Linked DNA regions of Homo sapiens: region 2 is linked to region 1. A link is an interaction called in ENCODE POLR2A ChIA-PET data of the cell type or tissue named here. Cell type or tissue: GM12878. All regions are shown on one strand. Links, peaks and the distances in the headings refer to the core of each region. The heading gives the core; the rest is flanking DNA. Region 1 has its middle 7.6 kb from the start of LINC02803. Region 2 overlaps TNR (tenascin R).

What was found. ChIA-PET counts read pairs that join two places held together with the same protein. Peaks named below come from ENCODE experiments on the same cell type or tissue, not always from the same donor. Only the 100,000 strongest peaks of a DNase experiment are listed, where the experiment ranks them.
Region 2: POLR2A ChIA-PET joins it to region 1 with 9 read pairs; 2 of 35 experiments call an interaction of 5 or more read pairs at or near these places.

What each region holds. Positions count from the first base shown.
Region 1 is chr1:175,927,351-175,930,275 of GRCh38, reverse strand. No RefSeq gene overlaps it. Among named protein-coding and RNA genes, the nearest start is that of LINC02803, 7.6 kb to the right of the region's middle. In GM12878, for the core only: no CTCF peak of the experiment used is centred there; no DNase peak of the experiment used is centred there.
Region 2 is chr1:175,600,090-175,603,014 of GRCh38, reverse strand. All of the region lies in intron 1 of TNR (tenascin R), which reads left to right. Among named protein-coding and RNA genes, the nearest start is that of TNR, 140 kb to the left of the region's middle. RefSeq lists an enhancer at 2,286-2,355. In GM12878, for the core only: no CTCF peak of the experiment used is centred there; a DNase peak (open chromatin) is centred at 1,704; H3K4me3 peaks cover 460 bases.

The sequences.
Region 1 (2,925 bases), core at 296-2,795:
CATGTAATTAGTTCTTCTGCTTGATGTTAGGTTAGCATTTTATGAGTCCAGTTTTTCTCTTTGAAGGTTTTAGAATTTTTACCCGATCCAATTATATGATCTCACAGTCATAAGCAGAGGTCATTATTTCAGAGTATCTGTCACTTTCCTATCCATGAATTTACTTGAAGAAGCACAATGTTTGAATAGTAGCTGATTATAAACTGCATTTTTGTGAAGAAACAGAGTGAAACAATAGTTGTGAATAACCAAAATTTAGAATAGCCATCATTAAAGATACAATTGACAAGGAAATTTGTTATTTCTGTAGCAAACAACAATTTAACAGGATAATCATAACTATGACTGATAACATATAACAAGACATATCAAAATTTTTGGAATCTAACACAATTTTGGAACACATATTAACACATTTATACAACTATAACTCAGAGATTGTTAAACACTATTTCTTATTAACAATACTTCCTGTATGACTTTTACATACCAAATAAGACTAACATGTCTCTGTTGGACTTCCAGGGGCTTTTTTTTTTTTTTTTGGAATGTCTAAAAGTTAACTTGAGTTCAAAAGGACATGTTAGAATTAATTTTGGGAAGTTTGTCAAATATCAATGGTTTGAAACACTTGATATTAAAAAAGAAAGGTTTGGCCAGGCACGGTGGCTCATGTCTGTAATCCCACCACTTTGGGAGACCAACCAGGCAGATTTGGTGTTTGAAACCAGCCTGTGCAATGTGGCAAAACTCTGTCTCTACAAAAAATACAAAAATTAGCCAGGTATCGTGGTCCACACTTGTAGACCCAGCTACTCAGGAGGCTGAGGCTGGAGAATCACTTGAGCCCAAGGAGATCCAGGCTGCAGTGAGCTGTGATCATGCCTGGGTGCACTCCAGCCTGGGTGACAGAGCAAGACTCTGACTCAAAGAAAAAAGAAAGAAAATAAATTTTTAAATTATTGCTTTGGCTAAATGACTACTATTTTACAGTTATGTTGATCCTATCTTGATCAATTCTTTTAAACTTTTTGTTGTTGTTGTTTTTATGAGACAGAGTCTCACTCTATTGCCCAGCTGAGTGCAGTGGCATGATCATGGCTCACTGCACCTCAGCCTCCCAAACAGCTGGGACTACAGGTACATGCCACCACACCTGGCTAATTTTTGTATTTTTTATAGAGACAGGGCCTCTCCATGTTGCCCAGGCTGGTCTCAAACTCCTGGCCTCAAGCAATCCACCTGCCTCGGCCTCCCAAAGTGCTGGCATTAGGTGGGATCCACCATACCAACCTTAAAGATTTGCAAAGCAAAACCTTTACTCCTTTGATGGGGCAGTTTTCCAAATAATTAAAAGATTTCATAAAGACAGAATAAGAAAATGTGCTCCTAGTTTTGGGGTGGGGGAGGGGTTGTAGTTTATTTAAAAGGTGAACAAAAATATTTTATTATCTATTATTAATATGACATAAAAATTTTGTTGAAAAGAACAAATTTTATCCTTTTTATGTATCCTTAATATTAAAGTTAATTTTAAGAAAACTTTATAAACATCTAATTTTAGTTTTGGCAACACAAAATAAGATTCTGTAAATAAGATTTTATAAAATATTTTATTTCATTTCAACTGTATTTTAAATTTAAAACAACTTTTTGAAAACCTTTACACTAGAAAAAATTACTTTCTTTTTAACAAAATCCATATGTTGATGTCTTTTTGTAATGTTTTATTAAAAAGACATTACTTTTCTTATATCTATACTTTGTGTATAGAATTTTAAAATATTTAGTAGTTTCAATAATATATTAATTACAATTTTAGCTCTTAATAACCCTGATTTTTAATGGAAAACCTGGGAAGTAAGTAACTGTGATTGTTATGTGTCAGGTGCAGAGCCAAGTACAGAGAACAGGACTGTGAAGACAGTATCTGGAGGATCTGACCCCTATTAGCATAGCCTGGAAACAGCTGGACCAGGGAGAATAGGGCCCAGGCACTGTGAACACACATGTGTCCCCAGTCCTCATCATGGCCACTTGTCTAGACTCCAGAATCTAAACACTCAAAACCAAGACATAAGTTCAGAGACAAATTAAGCTAGTATTAATATTACAGAAATAAGAGTTTTATGACCCTAAAACATCAACTAGAGACAATATAAACCAGTCTGACCAACAGACCCAGGCAAACATGTCTGAATTAAATTTTGAAGATGTTTTTATTTTATTTTACTAATAATTTTTAAACTAGCTTTATTTATTAAAGATTTCTAAAATCACACTAACTTGAAAGTATTTGGACATACTTACGTTATGAGTACTTATTAATTTATGTCAATCTGGTACCATGTACACAATATGCAAACACAGACATGTACATATGTGCACAGAAAAATACACAAATATAGATTTTGTAGCTTTCGTTTAAAAATTTTAGCCGTGAAACAGGTAAAACTCACTAGTTTAAAAGGATAGTTAAATTTTGCCTCTGTAAATGGAATGGGTTAAAGTTTGTTCCACATGGCTAGAAGCCCTTATCACATTTTGGAGTAAACAAGGTAGCAAATTTACATATTAAAACACAGAGAGAATTTAAGCTCTTTAAAGAAGTTTGGGTATATTAAAGGAAGATTAAAAATGGGTATCAAGGTAAAATCATAGGAATAAAAATAAATCATAAGAATTTACCATAAGATTTTACAAGGAAACCAATTTTATTTATCAGTTAGTTTTAAATTTAGTCTTCATTTTCCAACTAGGCCACTGAGCTCAGGGCAGAACCCAATAACAAACGGAGCGAAAAAAGCATATGTAGTTTTCAGGGACTGCTGTGGTTTGTTTATCCCCACGAAGTCTCATGTTGAAATTTGATTTCTAACATTGGAGGTGGGGCCTGATGGCAAGTGTGTGGATTGTGGAGGTAAA
Region 2 (2,925 bases), core at 243-2,742, 330 kb after region 1:
TTATGTATGTATTTATTTTTTCCTCCTTTATTCTAGGAAAGATTTGGGAAAACTTACAAAGGAGAAGAAGACAAAGAAAAAATAAGTTGAATAAAAATATATTACAGGGAAAATTAGTACCCTCAAATATGTGCCATAAGTTTCTCCCCGTTTATTGGAAATGAGCTGTTTGTTGGTCTCGGAGCTTTCTAGGAAGCTAATGAAGCAAATGAAGTCATGTAACCTGAAAGAAGAAAGCATCCCAATCATTCTGGGGATAAAATGAGCACTTCTTCCTCCTTCTAATAACTGATAGAGATTTCTTTCTTGGATACTAATAAAAGGACATTGAGAGATGTGGGAATCTGCATCCTCAACAACTTCACAAGAGTGAAGATGCCAGTCATTTCTTAAGGCCATTATTTGTATTATTCCTCAATGCAAGAGAAGGACACAGTGCAGTGTCCGTAAATTCAAGACACCCTGCTTCTACTGAGGGATCAGAACAATGTGCTACAAGTATGCATCTGTTTGTTTTAGGCTTGACCTGTTGATAAACTTGATGTTAGTCAGACCAGCTGTTCTCACGGTGTAGTAGTCCTGAACTTGCAATATCACTATCACCTGGGAACTTATTAGATATACACATTTTTTTAGCTCAACTCAGGCCTATAGAATCAGAAACTCTGGGAATGGAGCCAGGGAATCTGTATTTTAACAAGCTCTGATGCAATTTGAGGACCAGTGTGATATAGAGAGGAATGAGTAGATCGCATGTCCTTTTGACAATTACAGGAACGCTATTTTTTTTTTTTTTTTTTTTTTTTTTTTTGCCTTTGGTCCTTGGATTAGAGTCAGGCAGCAAGTAGTTGGAAGATACATTGTCTTGGCAGGAGCCTGGAGGACAAATATTTATATTATCAATTTAAAGCAGATCCACATACTTTCCAAACCCACTCAGAGGAGAGTCTGGTTGACATCCTTCCTCTTCTGCATGCTAAGTCTCCCCAGATGGTTTTTGATCTCCCTGCTCTATACAGTGGGGTGCTGGGGCAGGCCAACAGTGGGGCCAAGTGTGTCCTCTGAAGATACCTTCCTTACTGTGTGCATTTATTCATGGCTTTTCTTTAAATTGTTCATGTGTGTTTTGCAAGTATGTTCATTCTTCCTCCCAAGATGGAGTCCTTCCAAGCTGTAAAATTATATGACTATTCTATTAGGTAGGAATAGAGTTTTAAAAGCCCTAAAGCTGAAATAAACTATAGAGATAGTATAATACAACCTCCTCATCTTACAGATCATAAGTGAGTGGAGAGGGGAGCGATTTCTCTCTAGGTATTGCTTAACTCAGGCCCTGGCACACAACAGGTTCTCAATGACTCTTAGTTGAATCTGTTTCTTGACTGTATATAGCGTTTTCATAATTCTCACATGGCTTTTAACATTTTATCTCCATAAATATTCATGAGTATAATTATCCCTATTTTCAAATCAAGGAACTCAAACTTGAGTGGCTAAGTGTTTATCAAAATTGTACAGATTTTAATATTACAAATCCAGAACTGGAACTCAGGCCTCTTAAGTTTAGGCCCATTCACCTTTCTCTTCTGCCATGATGACTAGAAGTCTGTGGATCACACACTAAGTCCCCCAAAGACATGCAAACATATATCAAATTGAAAGACTAAGTTTTGTGTAATAGTGGCCATGGCCAACCTCAAAGGCGAGGGTTTCGGCTTTTTCAGCGCCTCAGGGCCGCATCTCTGAGTAAGAACTGGCCAAGTGACCTTACCCAAACTCTACCCGCTGCAGAGCAAGTGCAGGATGTGGCGGTTTTTACCAGACTCCTCTGAGAGGTATAGCTACTGGACTGTCAAAGTCAGCTAAACACAAACAGAAGATAAAGGCATTTCTGTACCTTCATGTTTCTACATATGTAAACATATTTTGGCACACATATAAATCTGTATAAATATGTTGAAACTACAATATCATTTCTGTTATAAGCAAAGTGATTTGATCTCCTCAGCAAAGTTTATCTAAACAAATGCTGCAAAAGCTAGAGGAAAGAGAATGAGGAACTGTCAGAGGAAATGCAAATTTTTTTTTCACTCAAGACCACAAACAAACTCAGGAGTTCCTCTGTAGCGTAAGTCTTAAATTCAGGATCTGCATCTGACTAAATGTCATGCTTTGTTTTCTGTTTTTTGCTTTTTGGGTTTTTCATTGTTTTCGTTTTGCTGTGACCTTCCCAAAGATCACAAGGCTACTGAAAGCCCGTAAGGTAAGTTGTTGAAAATTTTTTAAATGAGCTCCTTCCTCCAGGCAGACATAGCACTACGCCAGGGAGCATAGCTTCAGGAGTAAAGCAGGGGCTGGGGTTCTGCTCCTACTCACCCCTCAGCTGGGCACCTTTGTGCAGGATATACAACCAACTCAACTGTACATGGTGGCCCTATCTTTACGTGCAAACCCTGTGGGTATTATAGCTGTGGGGCCATTCAATTCAATACAGTCAGTGTCTGGTGGTGCATCTCATGTATAGACATAAACAGAAGCCTTGCTTTCTGCTAAGCCAAATCACCTTTAAATCAAATAGATATTGGTAGCCAAGAGTAACATACAAAACTATGTTTGCAGAACTGTTCCACATACTGCAATGGAAGATCACTTCTTCCAACCCTCTTATTTTATAGGATATCTCACTGCATAAATCCAGACTGATACTAATAATACTTATGATAATACGAGTAATAGCTAAATAGTAAAAATAGTTAATTCTTACTATATGCCAGGCATCATTCTAAATATACACCTCATAACACCTCTTTAAGGTATATTACTATTATCTCCATTGTACAAATGCAGAACTTCTCTGACACACAAGGGAGTTAAGTAACCTGCTCAAGATCACAGCTAATACAAGTGGTAAAACTGGGGTTCCAA